Regions from separate parts of the Mus musculus genome. Here all the other regions are linked to region 1. A link is a loop called in an ENCODE intact Hi-C map of the cell type or tissue named here. Cell type or tissue: left cerebral cortex. All regions are shown on one strand.

The links. Hi-C counts contacts between places; a loop is a spot of excess contacts. Peaks named below come from ENCODE experiments on the same cell type or tissue, not always from the same donor. Only the 100,000 strongest peaks of a DNase experiment are listed, where the experiment ranks them.
Region 2: a loop joins it to region 1, with 2.2 times the contacts of the local background. A loop is called at or near these places in 2 of 42 quality-filtered maps.
Region 3: it touches region 1 in a loop (2.2-fold over the local background); 6 of 42 quality-filtered maps call a loop at or near these places.

Annotation. Positions count from the first base shown.
Region 1 is chr1:156,990,536-156,998,535 of GRCm38, forward strand. No RefSeq gene overlaps it. Among named protein-coding and RNA genes, the nearest start is that of Gm39685, 4.8 kb to the left of the region's middle. In left cerebral cortex, no CTCF peak of the experiment used is centred here; DNase peaks (open chromatin) are centred at 2,213, 2,686, 4,723, 4,898 and 4 more places.
Region 2 is chr1:156,912,719-156,920,718 of GRCm38, forward strand. The region is part of intron 1 of Ralgps2 (Ral GEF with PH domain and SH3 binding motif 2); the gene reads right to left. Among named protein-coding and RNA genes, the nearest start is that of 4930439D14Rik, 22 kb to the right of the region's middle. In left cerebral cortex, a CTCF peak has its summit at 4,927; DNase peaks (open chromatin) are centred at 4,949, 6,328 and 7,818.
Region 3 is chr1:157,072,904-157,080,903 of GRCm38, forward strand. The region is part of intron 1 of Gm30568 (a long non-coding RNA gene); the gene reads right to left. Among named protein-coding and RNA genes, the nearest start is that of Gm30568, 4.7 kb to the right of the region's middle. In left cerebral cortex, CTCF peaks have their summits at 1,383 (motif pointing left), 3,554 (motif pointing left), 4,361 (motif pointing left) and 6,611 (motif pointing left); DNase peaks (open chromatin) are centred at 2,268, 3,550, 4,339 and 6,699; H3K4me3 peaks cover 198 bases.

The sequences.
Region 1 (8,000 bases):
CATTTCTAAGCATCTAGGTTGAGTACATGCATTCATATCATAGATGATTCTTAGTAAAACATTTTAAACACAGATAACAGCTTATTGATCACATAGTTATCATTTCCAGAGACATAAGGCATATGCCTGCACACTGAAGCAGCCTGCGTCTGTCTAACATGTTAACAATAACGACTCAGCAAGTTAAAGCCTCACACCAGGGACACTGACACAGCTTGTTCTTAACAAGCATGTGACTTCTTGTCCTCTGTTTATGATTTCCCTCTGAAAGCCACAAGTAATGATGAAAGAGGGGTTGGAGACAGAGCACTTGTGAGCACATGCGAGTGTATACATAGACACACACACACACACACACACACACACACACACACACACACACACGAGACAGGGTCGGGGTGCAGGTGGAGGATCAGCCATATGGCAAGCAAATAAAACTTGCTTGCCTCAGTAGCAGAGGAGAGACGATCCCAGCCAGACATGTCTCAGCTAGGTACTCCTCAGACAGTAAGCGATAAAGCCTCGTGATATATGGGATGACCCAGAGCCTTTAGAGAAGACATCCTACGGATTATTCTCTTGGCTTTGGATGGGGTCAGGAACTTATGGGCTAAAGTGGGGTCATAACAGTACTAAGGTAAAAGAGTAAATCAATCTTTCTTTGGAACAAGTTAAACACACATGCCTTCAGATCCCTGCAGATAACTTGGAGCACACTGCTTCCTGTTGACAAGAACTGTGTCTTAACTATCACAGATCTCCACCCGTGTGACGCTCGTGTCATTTGTACAGCTGGACTGGTTACACCTGTTTCAACTGTTGGACGATTAGTCATCGGTTCAGAGGTTGCTAAAGCAGCTTTCCTGAGCAATGTATCCTGCATCCATCTTAAAACCCCATAGCAGAAACCAGCAAAAGCAACACATCTATTGTATGTTGTCCCATGAGGATGAAATAAAAAACCAATTTGAAATAGAGGTGAGACTATTCAGTAGGCCTGGGGAGACTGAACATTCATTCACACTTCACACTAGGGAGACCTTTTTTTTTTTTTTTAGCTTTTTCAAAAAGAGTTGTTTATTTATTTATTTTATGTATATGAGTACACTGCAGCTGTCTTCAGACACACCAGAAGAGGGCATTGGATCCCATTACAGGTGGTTGTGAGCCACCATGTGGTTGCTGGGAACTAAAATCAGGTCCTCTGGAAGTGCTTTTAATCACTAAGCAATCCCTCCACCCTAAGAGACCATTCTTAAGGAATGGGCTGAGTATATATATTTTTTTAGAAGAAAAAAAAAGAGGGAGGGAGGGAGGGGTAAAGGGAGGGAAGAAAGGAGGGAGGGGATGAAGGAGGGAGGGAGGGAAAGAAGCAAAGGGGGAAGGGATGGAAGGAAGGTGTATGGAGAGGCGGGAAAGGGGGTCAGTAGAAGACCAGGAGCAGTCAGGTGGGTGTTGGTTTAGAAGAGTGGGTGAGGGGAAAGAGGGGCGGGGGCAGGGAGGTGAGAGATGGGGAAAGGAGGGAGTGAACAGAGAAGAAGGAAGAAAGGAAGAGAGAAAAGGGAAGAGGAGCTGACGTGATGGGGCTGTGGGGTGGCTTGGTGGGTAATGTGCTTGCCTCAGAAGCATGAAGATCTGCGTTGAATCCTCAGAGGCCCCATAACCTGGGTACAGTAGACACTTGAGCTATGGGAGGAGACCGGAAGCTTTTGGGCCAACTAGGCTGGACTAGACAATAAACAGCCAAAGAGACCCTCTCTCAAACAGGCCGGAAAGTGAAGGTTTATACTTGAGGCTGCCCTTTGACCTCTTTGTGAATACCATGGAGCTTTATATAACCTCTCCCCTGCCCTGCTCCGCCCCCAAACACATTTACACACACACACAAACAAACAAAAAAAAATGGAAAGAAAGAAGGGACATAGGGGAGAGAGAAAGGAAGGAAGACGGGTGTCAGACAGGCTGAACAGGTAAACAGTATTTTCTTAGGGTATGCATGTCTCATGCAGTGCCTGACACAACTTTTACTACAGAATCATTTGCCATTCCTTCAAGATTCTAATTTAAGTGAAGGTCAAGTATGCTACTTGGCAGCCATTGAATAGTGACTGTTAATCTGTGTGTGTGTGTGTGTGTGTGTGTGTGTGTGTGTGTGAGAGAGAGAGAGAGAGAGAGAACTCTTTTGGAAAACAGATGTCTCGAGGAAACCAGGCCACGGCTTCACCAGCAAAGCACTTGCTAATTATGCTGCACAATGTGTCAGACTTATATATCTGAACAATATTAACAAGCTAGCTATGAGAAGGGAGCAGGGTTACTCTGCTTTGAAAACTATCCACTTCATTGATCTACTTGGTAGCTGTTAGAATACACTAAAATTGGATAGTGCTGATTCTGGAAGTCAGGGACATAGAAACATCTGTTGGTCCCCCATGTCCAATCCCCCTCTTGTTCTCTCTCTGTACAAAGGCTTGATGCCCCGCTATCATCTGTTTTAGTAATCACAAAAGATTTACATGAGTGGATTCCCCTGAACCACCCAGTTTCTGCCTAGTACTTATTCATCTAGATTTAAAGAGATAATAGACCCTGCCAAAGACAAAACAGACCCCAAAAGAGAAAGCAGACTTAATGCATCCTTCATACTATCTCTTCACCATCACCTATCTGATTCCAGTTTGTCCAAAGTGGTAATAGCCTAGTTCAAAAACCAGGCACAGAGGGCTGGGACCACGACTCACTCAGTGGGAAAGGAAGCTCGCTGCTGAGTCATCAGAACCCACATCATAGAAGCAGGGGAAAAATATTCTGATTTCCATGGGTATGTCATGGCACACATAGCAATATACAAACATACATAGACACAGATTGAGGAGGGGCAGACATGGCACGAGGGCAAAAAAAAAGTAAAAAAGCATACAAATAAAAAGTCTCAAAGAGTCAAAACATTAACATAAGGCCAAGAGAAGATAAAAAGTAGGGGTAAGGGGCTATAAATGAAACTAGTGATGGACACCACACACATGCACATATACATGTGCAGGCACACACACATGAACACGTGTACAAGCACACACACTCACATGTGTTCATGCACATATGCACACACATTTATACACACATTCCCACACACATACATGCACACACTTACATGCACACATATTCATACACACTCATATCCATTCACACATGTGCATGTACACACACATATGCACATGCATGCACGCTGGGAACAGAAGGGAGCAGCTCTGACCTGTGCTTGCAGTGGAAGGAGAAGAGAAAGAGAGAGACAAGGAGGAAACAGGCAGAAGGATGCAGACTGTGTGGACTGGCTGCTATTCGAAGTGTGTTCAGTTGGAAGTACATTTAACTTAACCATTCTAGAGGAGGAACCCCAGGCCTGTCAACAGACAGAGCAGAAGACTATATTTTGACACCATTTAGACAAGTGCTTCCTAAGAATGAGTGCTAACCACAGGTAAGATGGGCTGTTGGGGGCCTGAGTACCAGAGGCTTTCTACGGAGATCTCTGGCCAGGCCTGGTGTGAGGGTTCCGGTGAAGGGAAGCGAGTGTGGGCAGGGAGCCTTTGTCTCTGCCATGCCTTCCAGGTCACTCGGTAACTCCAACTCCGCCCGCTCTGCACTGAGTCGGGTGGGGCTGGGCTGAGAGGCCGAGTAGGCAGTGAAGAGTGTGGCGGGACCTCAGGCGGTGCTACGGGAGAGCAGATCTCTTTCCAAGTGTTACAAACAGCTCTTAGGACAAAAGACTCAGATGAAGGAGTAGTTCTCACGCACCTTTAATTCCCTGGATGGATTTATATACAGTTTTGGGGGTGATTCAGGGTTTGACAGCAGGTACCTCTCATTGGCTTGGACTGAGAGTTTGGGGGAAACCTTATTTGCATGCGGGAAGGCTTGGTGCTGCTCCTACATGACACACCTCTCTTGTGGGGGTGGAGGGCTGTGGGGACGGTAACTTCAACAGGAGCTAGGGGCCCAGGAGACATGTAGGTGAAAATCACCACCCATGGGGTCACCGGAGTTCCAGACCTTTGCTCAATTGGAGACCAGGTTGTGTGCAGCCCACCACCTATCACTATCTATCACTGGGGGCTGCTGGCCCATGTTGAGAACTCATGTTTAGGGGATTATAGGCCTAGATGTGCTATGTTTTACACCTGAAGTGCTAGTTGAGACCCATCAGTTTTATTAATTGTTATATCTTCAGTGTTTGACCCACTTAGCAAATCTACAGGACTGGCTTTGTGAAGGAGAGGGTACTGTTGGCCTACCGTTCTAGAGGGCAATAGTTAGGGCAATAAAAATATACAGGTGGAAGTCACTAGCATATTGGTGGTAAAACAGATGGGAAAGAGGCTTATTTCAGGTGAAAGACAAGGAGACAAAAGCTATTATTTAGGGCCCTTGTTCTTCTAATTAGGTTCGCCTCTGAAGCCATGCATTTCCATGCCCCACCCTGGATCTTATGAATCTAAATGGTAGAGGCTAGGGAGACCCCAAGGAACTGCACTAAAATGACCCAAGTGGGATTCTTTTCTCAAAGTTTATATCCACTGAAACAGGAATTTGTGTCAGGCAAAGACAAGAACGTGAACAAGGCAAACACATGGTTGGTGCTGTAGGCTGGTGACTGATGTTGGTCAGAGCCGGCATCTGAATCAGTCAATGTTTCCTGGAATATAAGATGCAAGAACAATGACGTTCTTGAAACCAGTGTGATTCCCAAACAACAAAAGTGAATTAAAGAACTCTGGTAGGATGAGTCACAGCCTTGGTGCTTGTCCCCGATTGGGACTTTCATCAATGACCTTGAGTCAACCCTGTGTCCAAGGATGTAGCTTGTGAAAAAGGTATGCCTCGTGGGTTATTCTGGGATTTCTTGGTAGAACATCCTCTCTGATTCACTGCAGTAGGATGGAGGTAGGAGTTTAGCATTCATGGCTGGCTCAGAAGTTAGGCGAGGTAAAAGACTATGACTCAGTTAACAGAGTGGAAAATTGTTGTTAGGCATCCCATGGCTGGCTTAGCCTTTGTCTGCCAGGAGCAAGAAATCTCTGTGCCCATTGCTGCAGTTACGGTAAGGATATAAGCCAGAATCTAAATGCCCTGGGAGATAAGAGGGTATCAGCAAGCTATGGGCCCCTTATCCTAATCTTGCCTGTCCAAACATTGAACACAGAATTTTACAGATGTGAGAGTTGCCCAGAAGGTCTAGGGTACAGCCTCAGGAGTAGCAAGAGGAACTGGGAGGCCAACTTGCAGTTTCATTAGAGAGAAGCTAGGTACCAGCTAAAAGAAACCCCACTCCTACCCCAGTCCAAGAAGAACAACTGGCCTGACATAGACTGAGAAGCAAGGAGTAAAGCTGAACCAGTTACAACTTCATTGACAACGCACCCAGATGTGCTCCATGGCAAACCCTGTGCAATGCTCTGAGGTTTTTGGTTTTTTTTTTTTTTTTTTGTTTTGTTTTTGTTGTTGTTGGTGGTGGTTTTGAGACAGGGTTTCTCTGTGTAGCCTTGGCTGTCCTGGAACTCACTTTGTAGACCAGGCTGGGCTCGAACTCAGAAATCTGCCTGCCTCTGCCTCCCGAGTGCTGGGATTAAAGTCATACGCCACCACGCCTGGCTCTGAGTTTTTAAATTCATGACTACTTTGTAAGGGAGGGACCTTTTGTAACATGTGACCGTTCTGCTTAAACAATTCCATCTTTCAGTCAACATTAATTTGAAAGTGACTTCCACAGGACCTGCTGCTGCTAACTTTTGAAAATGGTGCCATTTCTTGACACGGTGCAATGGTGTAGAAAAGTGAAGGCCACAGAGTTGCCATAATTTTCTTTTTTTTGATGCAGGGTTGGCTTCCAACTCTTGGTAATCCTCCCAGTTTGGGCTTCTGAGTGCTGAGATGTTAGGAATGAGCCTGCATACCCAGCTGTGCTTATATATATATATATATATATATATAAATATATGGGGGGGCCATTTTGGAATAAAGCTGTCCATGACTTACTCCAGCATTGAACAACTGGGCCTCCTGCGACTGTATGTGGCTGGAGTAGCAAGCATGTATCCTTCCTCTTTCTCCTCCCAAGGGAGCAAGCGTAGTAAATTATAGCTGAAGTGTGTAACTTCTACTTCCCTCTAGGAGGGCGGGGTAAGCCTGGGGGAGTGTCGACATTTGCATTCACAACAGCTATTTTCTACCCTGTGGGTCAGCAACTGAAAGTTGTTTTTGCCTTCACAGGAAAAAAGAGAGAGAGAAAGAAAGAGGGGGTGGGCAGAAAGGGGGCTTATGTACATAGTTATGAATGTGTGGAGCTCCTTGTAAATGTTTCTAAGATCACAGAGATGTAAAGCTGTCTCCTCCAGACAAGCAGGCTAACGGCTTAAGTGTCCGTGAAATTTTAGATCTGTGATCATACAGATGACCAAGAAGCTACTTTCTATAAAACACAGTCCCTAGTGGGGTGGGATGAGAGAAACTGCTTGTAATGGGATATATTAAACCATCTTCGCAGACAAGATCCAAACAAGCTAAGAGCAACGGTAAAGCGGGATGCAACTGTGGAGGTAGTTAGGCTTCACGTCTGTGTGCACGCCGGTAGCCAAGAGATTTACCCAGCTCCCGTGTGGGCGCATCTGTCCCTCCTTTAAATCCGATTTCTCACCATCTGCTCCTTTACTCCAGCCTTGGCTGTAAATAAAAAAGCGATGCACAGCAATGTGTTGTGTTGCCAGGCAGCAATCTGTGGATCTCCAAAAGTCAATTCTGAGATGAAAGTCTGGGGGCTTCATTAGTTTCCCTGACAATAGAAAGTGTGGGAGAGTTGACAGTGATTTTAGAAACTGGATTTCCAACTGCCCTTGGTAAACATGGAGTGCTTAATTGTCTGGTTTTTAAGAATCCTGTAAGCAACCCTGAAACGAGTTGGGAGGATTCAGCATTCAGAGAAGGGTTTCCCTTGCCCTGAAGAACAGTGAGGACCTTGTGAGACCCCCGTCCCCACAGCCACAGTGAACAAGTCAAGGAGAACCCGAGGAACAGCTGTGGCGCCCTGGGACCTTGATGCTTCCAAGTTTGCAGCAGGGAGGGAGGGGGGGAGTGAAGGACAGAGGAGTCAGGCATGACTTGAAGACTGGTATCTAGGAAATAAGTTTGTGGCCCTGAGAATGTGCCAGAAGAGCCAACCATCTGGCAGCTGTGGGGAGGGATCAGCTGACCTCTGACCTCCAGCTGGGGCCTTAACAACTATATAAAATTTATAACACACCCTTCCTGAGGGAAACCTGGTATACCACACGTCTTCAAATGAATCCAGCTAGTTCTTTTCGGTCTCATGGGTAAAGTGTAAAAAGGAGAAAAAAAAAATTTTTTTTTTTAAATCATGTTTAAAGAGGTCACTCACTGCTATGGCAGAGAAGACCACACCCACTCTGCTAGGCAACAACAGGGAAAGCAAACTCCATGTCGCCACCAGGTCTCAGTCCAGACAGCAGCAGGAGCGGGTAGAATTCACTCCCAGGGTGCACGGTGATCACTGTGAGTCATTGTTCATTCACAGCTCCCTTCCCATTGTAAGGAGGGACTTGCCAATTTGGAGCCCTGTGGTAAGCCAGCAAGCTCTTGGCAATTGCAGCTGGGGCCTGAGGTCGTGTAAAGATTGTTAGTCAAATAAGTAAATGCCCGGAGGGTGATGGGGGGGGGGGCATCACGCTTCTTGCTGTCTGGAGGAAATTACAATTCAGACAATAGACTGTGTTGCTAGACTGTGTGGTCCAAGAGCTGGTGCAAACGCAGAGCTTTGAGTAGACATAGATATTGAATTAGTGTAAAGGTAAATACATGTGTATGTGGTTACACACACACACAAATTCATAGATAGATAGATACATACATACATACATACATACATACATACATACATACATAGATAGATATAGATACATATGTAGGTGGGTATACACACACATACATTT
Region 2 (8,000 bases), 78 kb before region 1:
ACAGTGACTGCTCACCTCTCACCAAAACTACCAGATAGACCCTACAGAGCAGAACGGACTAAAATCAGTGGCTTTCAACGAAGGAAGGCATAAAGAGAAATAGAGTTTAAAACAAAATTAATATTCACTACAGAAGCACCATAGCAAACTCTACTCAAGAGGGAATTCATGGTAAACAAACAGGAAAACAACACACAAAGCACTGTCCAGATGGAGACACCATGTAAGAAGTAAAAATCAGGGTAAACCCTACACGCCCTGAGAGCAGATCCAAAAGAGATGATGAAACAAGGCAAGTGCTCAAGACCCAGGCTGAAGTTTCCAGAACTCAGAAGATGGGAGGGACTCATACTCTGGGCCACCCTTAAGCAGGACAAACAAAAAGAACTGCATTCTTCGTGTACTACTTTAAACCAACAAGTAATTCTTTTAAAAGTGATTTAAAAGGCAAAATACTTCTAACAACAATAAAACCCTGAAGATTTCTCATCACCGGCAATCAGAAAGTAAGGGCTTCAAAGTACCCAGAGAAAACAGCCATCAACTTAGAAACCTAGCCCAGCTAAGGAGCTGGCTCAGCAGTTAGGAGCCCACGCTGCTCTTGCAGAGAGGACTGGTGCCCAGCACCCTCCATGAACAGCGCCCATACCTCCACCTACAGCTGCCACGGTCCATCATCTGCACTCACACACACATACCACTCCCCACTACACACACACATGCACACACAACTACAAACAAACATTTTTGAAGAGAGAGAACGGGGTTGGGGGTCACTGGCAAGAGCGCAGTGGTAGAGCTCTTGCCTTGAGTTTTGTTCTCAGCTGGGGCAGGGGTAGGGGTGGGGGACCACAAAAAAACATTTTCAAGGGATTGGTGCACCACAAAATACTTCAGAGAGTAAAAACACATGAAAAACTATTTCCTGTTTAAGTTTACACCAACTGGAAGAAAACTTCAGAGAAGAAATAATTATTTTAACCATGATTAAGACTACTAATATTTTTGGAGCTTTGCCAAAAGGTTTTAGACGTTCATAATTAACTCCTATTACTAGCCTTTTTGTGAACAATATTCTGCTTTTATAAGGAAAGGCTAAGCAACTGTTTTCATACAAAGTCTGGTCATACATTTTATACATTGGCTACAACAATATAATGTACAACAATGAGGCTAGCATTTATGGGGTACTTTCTACCAGGAGGCCATGCAATTTATCCTTAGTATACCCAATCAACCTCTGAGGGAGTCTATTTTTTTAATTATTTATTTTGTGAAAATATAAATGCACACCTCCCTTTCCTCTCCTTACCCCTCCACACCCTCCTTACTCTCCTCCAAACTGATGGCCTCTTTCTACATTATTTTTACTATATAGATATATGTATACTATACATAAATGCAACCTGTTCAGTCTGTTTAATATAACTTGCATGTATGTTTTCAGGGCTGACCATTTCGTATTAGATAACCAATCTGTCCTTATACCTACAGAGAGGTTTAGTCCTCATCTTGCATCAAGGAAACTTCTCTTTGTAACAAATGGAGACCATTACAGAATACGACAACCAATCAAAATGCAGAGGTTGTGCCCAGTCCCATTGGATACATCTACAACAGAACTCCAGCTCAAGGAACTTGTGGAAGAGGGGGCAGAAAGAGCCAGAGGATCAGGGAGTTGTTTGTGAGATTGTGTGTCCTAGGAAATGTCAGAAGCTACACTCCAAGTCTCACCAATACAAACATAGACATCCTGAGGTGCCGGGGAGAGGGGAACACAGGAGGCCTTGGCTCTACACAAACAATTGCTAAAGGCAACTAAGGAATGAGAGACAGAAACAGAGACACACACACACAGAGGGGGAGGGAGGGAGGGAGGGAGAGAGAGAGAGAGAGAGAGGGAGAGAGAGGGAGAGAAAGAGAGAGAGAGAGAAAGAAACTGGCTTCCCCAGGCAAGAATACAGCAAATGGTTATCCAAAACCATTTTAAAGAGGGCTAACAACTTGACCAAGTTTACAATGTTGAGATGGACAGCCTGAAGAGAAGGAGAAAAAAAGGACAGATGAAGGGGAACCTAAAAGTTTGTTCCTACTCTGATCAAACTTAAAATATGGCTAGGAATGAAAGGAGCAAGAAAAACAAAGAAACTACTGTATTGTGATTCAGTTTCAAGAATCAGGTGATTTCTATAAAAGTAGGACTCTAAGATGATAAAGAGAGACAAGCTGAAGAGTAAAAAGAAATCAAAACCATGATGAAATAGTAGAAACAATACAAACACACAGATTTAAAAGGCATTATTAAGAAAAGATGCGACACAGAAGCCTGGCCTGCCACACATGAAGACTCTCTGATGAGCTCTGGGCAGGCTCGAAGCAGCAGGACTGTACAGGTCTCAACAGTCAAGCAGAGACATGCAGGCTAGCAGAGACAGGAACTGGGAATCACCAACGGTTTCTGTAAGGAAATCATCCTAGGAAGCTGTTAGCTGTCTTTAAGACAAAACTGACATGCAAGTCCTTTCCCATCAATGTTCTTAAACCTCTTCTCTTCAGAGCCCTCCTTTACATGTTTTTTCTACAAACCACGCATGTTCACACTCCACCACGCATGTTCACACTCCACCACACATGTTCACACTCCACCACACATGTTCACACTCTAGCCTTTTGGCTTCAGCCTTCCTCATACATTATCACTCCACCTAACTCAGAATTCTTGGTCACACAGAAAACACAGTCTCTAGCAGATAACATAAAAAAAAGAAAAAAATGTAATCTACCTGAATCTATGAATAATTCACACTGCCCCCCTTGCTTAAGAGTCAAATAAAATGGTAAAAACAGTGTAAAAACAGGGAATACGGAGCTTCAGTTACAGGTCTAACCAAGTATGTTTTACTGGGCAAATTATTTTCTTAGGGAAAAAAGAGATGAGTTTACATATCTAATAAGAACACTACATCTTCGGTATGCTGTATACCTATGCAGTTCTAAACGGCTGCTTTAACGATGATCCATCCATACCTTCAGAGTGCTAACCTCTAATGTTGACAACTGACTTCTAAGTGCCAGCTGAACCTCCCTCAGCTCTAATGCTTGAGGACTAGAAATGGTTCAAATGTCAGAGTTCCTCAAATGTTGGAATATTTATGCAGATGACACCAGTTGAATAACTTTAAAAGTTTCCTACTTTGAAGTGTTTCAAATCTTCTAAGGATACTTAGTATCTATAAATTAACCATGTTATCAGCGTATTCTAATATGTAAAATGTATTCTCAGTTCAAGACTAAAAGGTCGCTCATCCTTGGCATGAAATGTAAAAAGTATAAGCTATACTTAAGTCTAAATCTGAGAGTAGCTAGAATTTCAAACAATGGTGATAGTTCTCATGGACATGAGCACACCCTGAAACTGTGAGAGAGCGAGGTCTGGGCAAACTCCCATTGCTTGAAGCCAAGCATAATGACAGGGTTAGCAAATTCACACACCACCCAAGAAGCAAAAGGGGGAAACGCTGGTAATGTTAAGTGAATCTACTACATGTTTAGAGTGTCATGTCAGAACAACTAAATAAACCACCTTCCAGGAAGCCTTACTCACTCACTAAATGACTGTTTGAGTTAAAACATCTATTTATACTTCATATTTGTTTCTAAATGCTTAAGGCATACATTTAAGAAGCCTGAGAAAGGAGGTTTTCAAAACTAAGTCAGCATATTAAACTAGAAGGGAGGGGATAAAGACAGCAAAAGTGCTTCTTCTACCCTGTAGCCCTCTAGGACCTGAGCTGAAGCACATGGTACTCAGGCAAAACCTTGGAACGCTGGTCCATCGCCAGCATGGGGGCACACTAGTCCAATCACCAGCATGGTGGCACAGTAATTCATTACCAGCATGGGGCACATGCCCATAAATACAACTCCCCGCCCCCATACTTGTAATTTAAAACACCAAAATATTCTTTTAAAGAGTATATAGACTGAGCAGTTTGCATTTGTGTATTTGTATAATTTATATGTAATATTATGTAAATATATATCAATTATTACTAGAAAAAGAAGCCATAAATATGAAAAGATTAAGAAGGGCTATATAGGAGGGAGGAAAAGGAAGGGGAAATAATACAATTATAATCTCAAAAAAATAAAAGAAATAAATTTTAAAAAAGAACTCTAGCCTCTACTATACCAAAACATGCACATAGGTTAACTATAAATAAATGTGCTCTAAACATTGTTTTACTATGTAGCTTTGCTGGGAGTTTATACATTCTGGTCAGACTCTGTACTCAAGACTGGCTCTTAGAAGTCCACTTAACTCACAATACTATGTACTTGAGGGTTTTTTTAAAGCATGCTTATATAATACTAGCAATCAAAGCATGAAAACAACCCAATTGAATCCTAAGTAGATTTACATGTCTAGCAAAGTGTGCTGCTGTGGGGTCATGAGGGAACACACTGGCATGGGAGGAAAGCTGATTACTATCAGCTCTCCTAGGTCTCCAGCTTGCTAACTGTGAATGTGCCTTGGGACTTCTCAGTCGCTCTGACTACAGGGCTAACTCCTTAATGTGTGCACATGTATGCATGTTGTGCATATATGTACAAAATGTATTAAAAGAGCTTTTCATTATCTATAAAAATCTATTAAGATATATACACAATTATTCTAAAGGGATATATATACACATATGTGTGTGTGTGTGTGTGTGTGTGTGTGTGTGTATCTATCTATCTTCTTGGTTGTTTCTGTGGAGAATCCTAGTATGCTATTCTTATAATTTCACTTCTAGTTTGAAACTATTTCCAAATATATAATATAAAAGGAAATTAAATTCTCCTGAACTACAAAACTCTTCACCTTGAAAAATTCAGTTATCTAAGCAAGCTACATGTCTAGTAGAAAGTACAGCTTTACCGATAGGTGGCGATATAGGTCACTTGTTCAGCAAAAGGAACATACAGCCGGAATGTACTCAAGAATGGCTTTTCTGGACTGAGTTACAGATAGACAAGTATTTTTGCCTGAAGCTAAAGGAAAGAATAACAGAGATGAATATTACTGAAAAGGTAGAGGTATTTTAAAGATCTCAACTGGGGTTATATTTCAAATCCCAGATCTTTCCATGTTTTGATGCCCCTTATACCTAGCATGCTTCTCAACCCTTCTCCTGCTCCCATGGAGAATCTTAGCTACGAAACCTTGCTGCAAACTGATGAAATGTGTTAAGATGAAAGGAAGGGAAAGAAAGAAAAGAGAAAAGCTTACCTGCGAACTCCATTTCTCAGATTTACGTGCGAGAGCACCAACCCAATGCTGAGCTCATGTGTGCTCATCTATAATGGGTTAACCAGAGATGGGTGGGTTCTAATTGTACATCTGCTTGCTTATCCTTGGCACTTTCTTCATAGCCAGACCATCTTTCTTATCCTTTCTCATATGCTCAACTGCTGTGAAAATGACAGAGTGGCAGGAGATAAATTGTCTGTTTCTCTGTCTCTGTCTCTGTCTGTCTGTCTCTGTCTGTCTGTCTCTCTCTCTTGATGGCAGTTCATTACAAGAACAAACAATACAGTTAGTAGTATAAACAAAGGCGAAGAGAGGCAAAAATCCTCTTTCTATTAGAACAATGAAAATAGTGTGAATGTAACAGAAAGCAAAATTCAAGAAAGAAATTTGAAGTATGAGGACTGAGTGTGGAGAAGCTGATATAAAGGGTGACTACCGTCTGTCACCCTGGACTTTATTGTGCCCCCAGTATGGATGAGTTCTTATAAATGCACTGCTGACAAGCTTGCAAATCTGACTTAGAAAGTTAAAATATACAGACAAAGAGACTAAGAACACTGTCAGTTGTTCCAACAAATGGATACCTTTATGATAACTTCAAGTATAATAAACCCTTGATACTATGAGGGATCTATCCCAAAACACCTTGAAAGATCCCCACCTTTGAAAATACTATAATGGCACACAAAACATTACGGTATAATTTTCTTTTTAGTCTTACAAACAGTTAATGATTCTAAGAAGTCTGAAATGACACATACTTCTAGATTAATAAATCATACTGGAATGTGCTTTGCTGGGTAATAGACTGGGTTCAAATCTCTGCTCAGCATAAATGATAAATTATTATGTGTTACACCCTCCTGGTCATTCACAGAACCAGGCTTGAAAACCACAAGCCTCAATACAAGAAAGCTAGAGATCTACTCCACTAGTATCTAACCAGCCAAATGAACATGACATTCTCTAGTGCTAAGCATCCCACAAACTAAGGGTGGGTGTTTGTGTCTTGGCAGTACTGGGAGTGAACCTGTATCATCGGGTATGCAAGGCCAGCACTCTACCACTGGGCTAAAGCTTTCCACCAATTTCAGATTATCAAATTGGGTGTGTTGGCACATGCCTATAATCCTAGTATGTAAGAAACAGGGTCGGGAGACAAGAGCTAGTCTTGGCTATATAATAAGCTCAAGTATGAAACCCTATCTCAAAAAAAAAGGAAGGAAAGGAGGAGGGGTAGAAGTGACTGGTTTGCAAAATATATGTGGCTTCTATGGATCCAGATTCAACCAGCTATAAAATATGAGGAAAAATTGCATTGGACATGCATATTTTTAATCATTTCCTAAACAATACACTGTCACTACTTTATATAGCATTTATATTGGGCTAAATATTGTAAATAACCTAGATGTTAGGAAGATCTGCACAGGCTATATGAAAATACTGTAACTTTTTTTCTTGATAGCCTTCCCATGATGCCAGGCTGACCTTGAATTTACAATCTTCTCATCTCTACTTTTTAACCTGAGATTATAGGTCTGCCTATACCATCATGCCCAGCTACTACACTATTTAAAATAGAGTACTTGAAGATCTGCATACTTTGGTAACTAATAATACTTGGGAAGGAACTGCTATGCTTATATAATTTATAGCGTGAGCATGCACGCTCGTGTGCACGCGCGCACACACACACACACACACACACACACACACCTTAATCAGTGGAGGGATTCCTCCTAGAGCTCAGCAGATGGTTCAGTGGGTAAAGGGCTTGTCACACAAGTATGAGGACCTAAGTCCTGATCTCTGACATCCTCACAAAAGCCCTCAGGCATGCTGCTAACACAAGCACTGGAAGGGCAGAGAGAAGCAGATTTCTGGAGTTCACCAGCCAGTCAATGAGTTCCAGGGCAGGGAGAGATCCTGTCTTTAAGAATTAGGGAAGAAAGTGAGGAAGATACCTACCTGGCCTCCACATACTACATAAGCACATGCATGCACTTGCACAAACACACAGACACAAGAGCGCTTGCGCGCGCGCGCACACACGCACGCACGCACACACACACACACACACACACACACACACACACACTCACACACACAGAAGTGTTTATCAGTTAGTCATTAGGAAAATGTAAATTAAGCCTCAATTTGATAGTACTACAAACACATTAGATGGCTGTGGTTTTTGAGATGAAGTTCTAAATTGTCTTTACCGGGCGCTGAGAACCGGCTCTCTGATGATGTCTTACTCCTGAACAACTTCCTGGTCTTGTTATGACCAAGAAAAGACAGTTTACTGCGTAAACAGTGAAGTGTTTTGGACACTGGAATACTGTCCTTTATTGGTTCTAACAGCCCTCTAAGGTAACTACTAACATACAAACAGCAGGGCCTAGGGGAAGAAACTCTCAACAAACAGTCTCTAGAAAGTTCCACTTCTCATCTTCACCTCCCACCAAAGGAAGACTTCTCTGTCACATTTCATTTGCTAGAACTCCTTCAGATTTGTCTGCCAAAGAGAAAATGTCAGGATATTCACAGAAAAGTCTTACATCTTAGATGAGTCTTAGCAAGTAGAATCCATGCAGAGACATGCAGAGTATAAATTTATGCGAAGGGGCCACCCCAGGGTTCCGTCTCAAACCTGGCACAGAAGGCTAAATGGGGTGCCTATTAGCATATCAAGGCAGAC
Region 3 (8,000 bases), 82 kb after region 1:
TTTTTAAAAAAAAAGATGAATTTTCAGTTTTTATTTCTATGGGTATGAGTGTTTTGCCTGCGTGTTAAGTATTCGGAATAAATGTCTGGAGACCAGAAGAGGGAGTCAGACCTCCTAAGACTGGGATTACAGGCAGTTTTGAACCACCATGCGGATGTTAGGGACCAAATCCTGATCTTCCACAAGAGCAGCAAGTCCCCTTACCCACTGCCATCTCTCCGGCCCCAGTTTCTAGGATGCTGTTTAGAACTGTTCCACCGTGGTCAAGGCCTATGGCTGTTTTGGAAAGCATTGTCCAGGAAACAAGTTGCCTCGGATTTTTCTACACAGCACAGGCTCTCGCTCTCGTTCCCCACTTTCTCTTGCAGACTTGGCTCAGAGCTTCTCCCTTGCTCATCTGCCACCGTCATGAGAGGGCACGACAGAGTGGGCATGTTTGAGTTCTCTGTCTCTGTCTCTACAATACCAACCTGAGATTCTTTCTCCATGATTTAGAAAATAAATTCTGAGGTGCCCTGTGGCTGTCCTTAGTTGCTTGTCTATCCTGCATTCTAGACCACAAGACAGAACGGCGCTGTTTATGCTCATGACTGTGGAGTTTATTCTTTGGTGAAGGGTACGAATGGTAAGCAGCTTAAACAGCTTCAGAAGGGATGCAGGCGGGGTGGGGACACAGCAGTTCTTGGGTGTCCTGGTCTTTTCTTTTCTCTCTGTGCTGGGATTAAACTGAGGGCTTGGCCCATGTCAAACAAATGCTCTGTCACTGAGCTACACCCCAGCCCTGCCCTGGCTTTTCAGCTTTGAAGGTTATGATGGACCAGCGAGGGTGTGGACCGTGAGTCACTGCAGTTAGACAGGCTCTTCCACTGTTTACACATTTACCCACCATCATGCTTGATGTCCCAGATACCCAGGACACCCAGGTGAAGGACAGCACAGTTAGTGTGACACTGTGACTTGGAGCCAGTCTGCCAGCCTTTGTCCTCGTTTGGTTCTCTGTTGTTATGATAAAACACAGACCTAAGCCAACTTGTGGAGCACAATGTTTATTTGGCTAACACGTCCCTGTCACAGTCCATCACCAAGAGAAATCAGGGCAGAACCAGAGGCAGGAACTGAAGCAGAAGTCATGGAAGAATGCTGCCCGTTGCCTTGTTCCCCATGGCTTCCTCGGCCTGCTTTATTATACAACCCAGGACCACCTGTTCAGGGAGGGGCACCACCCCGAGAGGGGCTGGGCTACCCCACATCAATCATTAATCAAGAAAATGCCTGGGCTGGAGAGATGGCACAGCAGTTAAGAACACTTCCAGAGGTCCTGAGTTCAAATCCCAGCAACCACATGGTGGCTCACAACCATTTGTAATGGGATCTGATGCCCTCTTCTGGTGTGTCTGAAGACAGCTGCAATGTACTCATAAATTAAATAAAATAAATCTTTAAAGAAAAGAAAAGAAAAGAAAAGAGAAAAGAAAATGCCCCCACAGGCTTGCCTACAGACTAATCTGATGGAGGTGACAAATAGAAGCATCCTTTGGCCTGGCCTTCATCTGCAGACAAGAACTCTGGGATAGTTGTGGGAACTAAAGCATTGGGTATGTGGCTGGCACCTAGCAGTATGTCAGTGCAGGGAGGTGTGGTCCTGTGGTGGGGCCTGAGGAGACCGTGGCCTGGGAGGGAGCCAGGAAACATATTCTCTGTAGTTTCTGCAGCCTTAGCAAGCTGAGCGCCCTTAAACCAGAGACAGCCGTGCGCTCTCGCTCGTTCTCTCTCTCTCTCTCTCTCTCTCTCTCTCTCTCTCTCTCTCCTGAAGCCCCAACACCTAATTTAACTTTAAAACCAATTTTGGGGTATGATTGAACTGTACCTCGCCTGTGTGACCAGGGGTCTCTAGACACAGTGAGAACTTGGGCGTGGCCCCTCCCCACCCCCAACCCCCTCCCCTCCACCTCCCACCCCCACCCCCTTGCTTTCGATGTACTCAGAGAACCCCGGTCCTCGAGGAGCTGCATGGACGGTCATCTTTTGTTTGGATTTGACTCTGTGCGACTGGGCAGCTTGTGTCCAGGGAGATGAAATCAGAGGAGACTTAGCGCAAGGCTGCCCTGTATTTGCGGGGAAGGTGAAGAGACCGGTTTGCATTTCTCACTTCTCCCTCAAAGCGTGAAAACAACAGGCCAGGCTGGCCTGGTTGCTGCATTCTGTCTCCAGATTGTTAATGCCTTGCAAAGATTCCCTCCTGTACAGTGCATCCCGTCCCCAGGGTGGGGGAGGACAGCCACCCGGAGGGAGGTGCTGGTGACTCATTTCCCCAGAGATCACTCCTTGTGCTAGCAGGGCCATGATACCACATTGCTTTCATCATGCAAAAAATAAAACCCCCAGACTGGAAGTCTTGGCTCATCAGCCAACCTTCTATTCTATAAGGAAGAGCACGCTGCGAGAGAAAAGTACCCAGACAAGTGACTGTAAACTTTTACCCATAGATAAAGATATTGAGGCATTTTCTAATTAAAAAAAAAAAAAATCGCAGGCTGGAGGGATGGCTCAGTGGTTAAGAGCAGTGGCTACTTTCTCAGAGGTCCTGAGTTCAATTCCCAGCAACCACATGGTGGCTCACAGCCATCTATATTGGGATCCAAAGCCCTCATCTGGTTGTCTAAAGACAGTGACAGTGTACTCACATACATTAAATAAATCAATCTTTATTAGTCAAGGCCTGAGGCTGTAGCTGACTGTAGCTTATCCAGCATGTAGAAGACCCTAGCTTCCATCACCGCTACCCAACGGGGTTGGGGTGGAGGAATCTATTCTGATTCCTCAAAAGGTATGCTGAATAAAGAAATAGTGATTGACAGCCCTGAGGTCTGGGATTTCTGAGGCTCAGAGAACTGGAGGAGACACCTCTGGCTCAGAGCAAAACTGCGCTTAAGAAAAAGAATTGAAGTCCCAGGACACAGGTTCTGAGAATGGGAGGGAGCGGGGATTTCCTTACAGCAGGATTTGTCTGGTGTTGGAGGTCTCAACACTAATAAGGATACTGTTTTCTGACGGGCTCACTCACTTGACCAGAGAGGCCAAGCAGGGGAGGAGGGGGAAGAGGGCGAGGAGGAGGAGGAGGAAGGGGAGGAGGGGGAGGAGGGGGAGGAGGGGAAACTGCCAGGGCTCAGGAAGGGGACAAAAAGGCTATAAATGGATCCAGAAGCGTCAGAACCCAGAGATGGTGCTCTGGAAGTAAGCGGTATACAGCCAAGAGATCAAAGCAAAAGTTGACCCTAAGGTCTAGCTTTGACTACAGATCCACTGTGTCATCTCACCCCATCACCCTCCTGAACCCACTTCTGGTCCATCTGAGGCCTGGGAAAACTAATGGTCTCCGTGACTGTTCTGTGAGACTCAAATCCAAGGGGGGGGGGGGGGGCGGAGACAGCTCTTCACTTGCCTACGACCCCAAACGCCTGTCTAGTGCTCGATTTAACTCACTGGCCCAGCCTAGCTAAAATCAATTCTGTAATCCCAGGACAGAGCGCAGGGGCCTGCGCCACCTCGTGGGCGATATCGGAACTGCATGCATGCCTTGATCCTGGCATTCTCCCAGGGCATACTTCAGGACACAACACATTAGAATAGTGGCCCAGAGCCGGGCGTGGTGGCGCACGCCTTTAATCCCAGCACTCAGGAGGCAGAGGCAGGTGGATTTCTGAGTTCGAGGCCAGCCTGGTCTACAGAGTGAGTTCCAGGATCAGCCAGGACTATACAGAGAAATCCTGTCTAGAAAAACCAAAAAAAAAGTGGCCCAGAACACACAGCACTATCATTCCTCTGGTTCTTATGCTAGGAATAAACCAATGTTATTCCTGAAACGCCTTCCCCTTGCCTCCAGGGAAAAGAAACGGCAGTGGCGGTAATGCCAATAGTACAGCTAGTGACACTTATGTCAATGGACTTCAAATTCTCACTACTTCCCATGTCCTAGGCCAGTTCACTGGCAGCCCAGGGTAGAGTTGGACGTCTTCAGGACTATTACTATTACTACATGGAAGCTTGCGGCTCTGGGTTAAACATTACACACAGGCAGCGATTAGTCTCCAAGCCGTCCTTGCCCTTTACTCTAGTCCTGGATGCCCATTGAGTGGAAGCGACTCATCCACACCTGCCTCCTGCAAGGGTGGCCATGCCAAGGGCTCCTGGCTTTTCTTTTTCAGCCTTCAAGAAGAGAAGGGTTATTCTACGTTGCTAACTTTGCCTACCTACGGGAACAGTGAAAAGAAGGGAATCCTCTCCTAGGCGGAGGATGCTGCCAGCTGGCACCGGAACTCAGGCAGCCACAAGTGCATCTCTGCAACACCCCAGTGTGCTGCAGCGCCACCTGGCGGCCAGAGTGGCACTCAGCGAGGAGAGCCGGCCTAGATCGCCACTCCACCTGGTATCCAGTTCTGCAGTGGGTGGGAGCCTCGGGAAGACTCATTCTGCTGTTTCAGAGGTTTGGGCCCTCAGAGGTGGGGCTGCGTCCTGAGGCCGTGGTAAAGCAGCATGGCATCTCATGGCAAAAGCTGGGGACCTTGGGTCTCCTTAAGAGTACACCCCAGTGATCCAAGCTCTTCCCCCAACCTCTGACCTCTCACGTGCTCATGCATACACGTGCAAACAAATGAACACATACAACGCGTGCGCGTGCGCGCGCGCGCACACATACACACACACACACACACACACACACGCGCGCGCGCGCGCGCGCGAAAGTCGTAGAGTCAGGTGAGGTTCGAATCGGAAGAATGGAAATTGCTGGTGAATTTGGGTGTGTAAATAAGGGAAGAAGAATCAAAGGACGGGTGGGATAGATTGTCCTGAGTGTTTTGAGTAGAACAAGCTGACACCCACTGTTAGCCGAATAAAATTCAAAACCCTTTGCACAGTTTTTAAGTCTTTAAATTTCAAAGCATTTCTATGAGCTAAGTATTATTGTCCCCATTCTACAGGTGAGGAAACTGAGGCACAGAAAGTTTGTATGAAGTCACACAGCTATCAACTGGAGAGATTACAAGAGAGTACTGCTACGTCAGGCTCCCTCTTTTGAAAAAATGCCAAACTACAATTATTTAATTATTTGTTTTATTGACTTATTTATTCATTTAGGTGTGCGGTGGCATGGCTGTATAGGTCAGAGGATAACTTTTCAGAGGTGGTACTCTTCTCCTACCATGGAGGTCCTGGGAGTTCAAACTCAAGCTTTTAGCTTTGGCAGCAAGCACCTTGACCCACTGAACCATCTCACCCACCCGGTTCTCTCTCTTGGTAAAAGAGGGGAGTTATTATCTGAGACAGAACTGTCAGGGAGGATGGGAAATGAATGGGTTTCACTGCCAGGAAAGAGGAGTGACACCTTCCAGTCTGAGTGTGTTCAGAGATGCCTTGTAAATATCCTTGTGGAGAGCGACCCTTTAGTGGGGATGTAGAGGGGATGCCAGGCCTAGAACAATGGCATGGAGGCAAATCTTAGGCATCCTGTCAGTTCTCCGGGAGTTGGGATGAGGTAATGCTTAGGAAATGTTCTCCTCAGAGGACCCCAGGAAGACACTACTCTTGTTCCACAAATGTCTCATGGGTATACAGACTTAAGAGCATTCACACGCCCCTGCCCCACCCCACTCTGGAGACTGCATCAGTCAGGAAGGAAGCCTCCATCACCAGCCACATAATACACTTCTCAACCTTTGATGCAGGACCTCCACAAGTCAAGAACTGAGTCTCCCTGGAGGGTTAAGAATCAAGACATTTGCCGTACGCGTGCAGAGCACAGCCTCTCGGCCGGCTACCCCGCAAGTGTTATTTTTGCAGTTTTATGGTTGTTTTTGCCCCGTGAGGGTCAGAAAGATGAACTCAGAGCCTTGAACCTCTTTTCTCACCTGTGAGGTGTTGCCTCTCTCCGGATATTCTCCAGGTGTGAAGACAAGACTTGCACATCCCGGTTTCCGCTACCCACATGGCTTCTCTAGCACATGGGGACCCTTTCCCTGGGGCTGCGTGGCTTCCGGCTGTCTTTCTGTTTGGGAGAGAACTGAACTGGATCCCCTGGAAGAGCAGTGTTCACTCTTAACTGCTGAGCCATCTCTCTAGCCACTGTGTTTGAAAGAACCCTTGCAAGGGAGTCCTGAAGGTCAGTCCCTTCTCCCTTTCCTCGCACAGTTGCAGACGTCCTATCCTGTACAATCCAAGTGGGGATATGCACCATAAAGGTCATGGGGAAGACCCGTTTTCAGCACTAGCAACAAGCCCCTGGCAGCATTCTGTGTCCCATCTTAATTATTGCACTTCTGTAACTTAGTCTTGCCCACCTCTCCTGCTGCCAGTCTGTCCTAGGGCCTACGTCTCCCTCACTGAGGTCGCCAGATTTCCCCTGATGATGTCCTGGGAGAGTCTGTATTAGAATGTCCCATTCCTGCTAAGACAGCCTCCTAACCTCAGATCTCATAGCATGGGCTGAACCGGACTCCCCACACAGCCAAACTCATGCTGCTATGTCAGAATAGTGTTGGGCTTCTCCTCTGTTCCTGCAGGAAGGACTCTTGCCCCTTCTCAGTGGCTCCCCGTGAATCACGGCGCCCTCTGCAGGAGGAAGGCTTGAACCACTGTGCCCTCTGCAGGAGGAAGGCTTCTTTCTCACACAGCCTTGGAGCCTCTTTGCAGTGGGTTGCACAAAGGACATGTCTAATTACAGAGATCAGAGCAACAGCCATCATGTACCATAGACAACCCTGTGCTTTCTTTGGCCCTGAATGCAGCTTTGCAAGTCTAGATTCATGCTCCTGGCATTACTGGAATTCCTTTCAACTTCACTACTATCGATCGGCAAAGACTGATTCACAAAGAAGACAGTCTCAGACCCGGAGGCCACAGAGAAGGCTCTGAGCTGCTTCTGGGTGGGGCCTGGAATGCTTGCTGGTGGAAGGGACTGGTTGGGCCAGAATAGAGACACCCAGCATTTCATAAGTTAGGGCGCTAAGGGCCTCTCTACTGCTCTGGGACATAGCATCTTTTCAAGAAGGGAGATAAACAGGAGCTCTCGAGCGTGAAGCAGACAAAGGTGAGGTTTGTCTCTCTGATTACTGCGCTCAGCCACTCACGGGTCAATCTGAGCCTGGGTCAGTGCCGAGTCACAAGCACAGACATCCCACGGGTGCACACACCTTACCATGTCACAGTTAAATATAGTGAGCCACGTTCACACTGCTTGATAAACGGCTGCTGCCCTGAGCTCCAGCCCCCCAACCAATGACAGTTATTATTTCCTGGGCCTTTCCCAGAGCCGCCATGTTTCTCCAATCCTGCAATTAATGATCGCACTTGGCACAGCCAGCCCTTTCAAGTTCTGGTGGGACAGAGTCCATGGGTAAATATTTAAAGCACCTCCTACCTTCAGAGCTCTCAGCAACCCATCCCTGAAGGACAGTCCAGCCCTACCACTCCTCACTGCGACTCTGTGTGTCCATCTTACCTTGTCCTGCCCTCCTCGTATCTGAAATAGTCCCAGTTCTGAGCCCACAGGTCTTAGCCTCCTTACTCTGCCTTTATATAAATCCAATTTGCTTATTCCAGATTTGTTCAACCCTTTTCCATTATAACACAACAGCATCACCAAGTTCATGCTCAGAAAACAGGCCAAAAAAGTCATTTTTTAAAATCACGCCCCCCCCCCCCACCCCAAGAAACCTCAAAGTTTTAGGTAAGTTTACAATTTTGTATCAGGCCTGGTTCCCAGCTGTAGGTGGGATGTGCTTGCAACCTTTCATTGATTAGTGGCTACATCATTGATTATGCAGCAGCAATGATGTCAGGCCACGCCTTGTGGGAAGCTCTTCAAAAAGGCAGATCCAAGGGGACCCCAGTGCTAGGGAGCCACCAGCACCACTGAGCAGATGGGTGGACAGTGGGCAAGCCTGTAGGGGTTGAGGCAGAGGTGGGGTCACACTGAGGCAGAGGGAGCACAGGGTGCAAGGCCT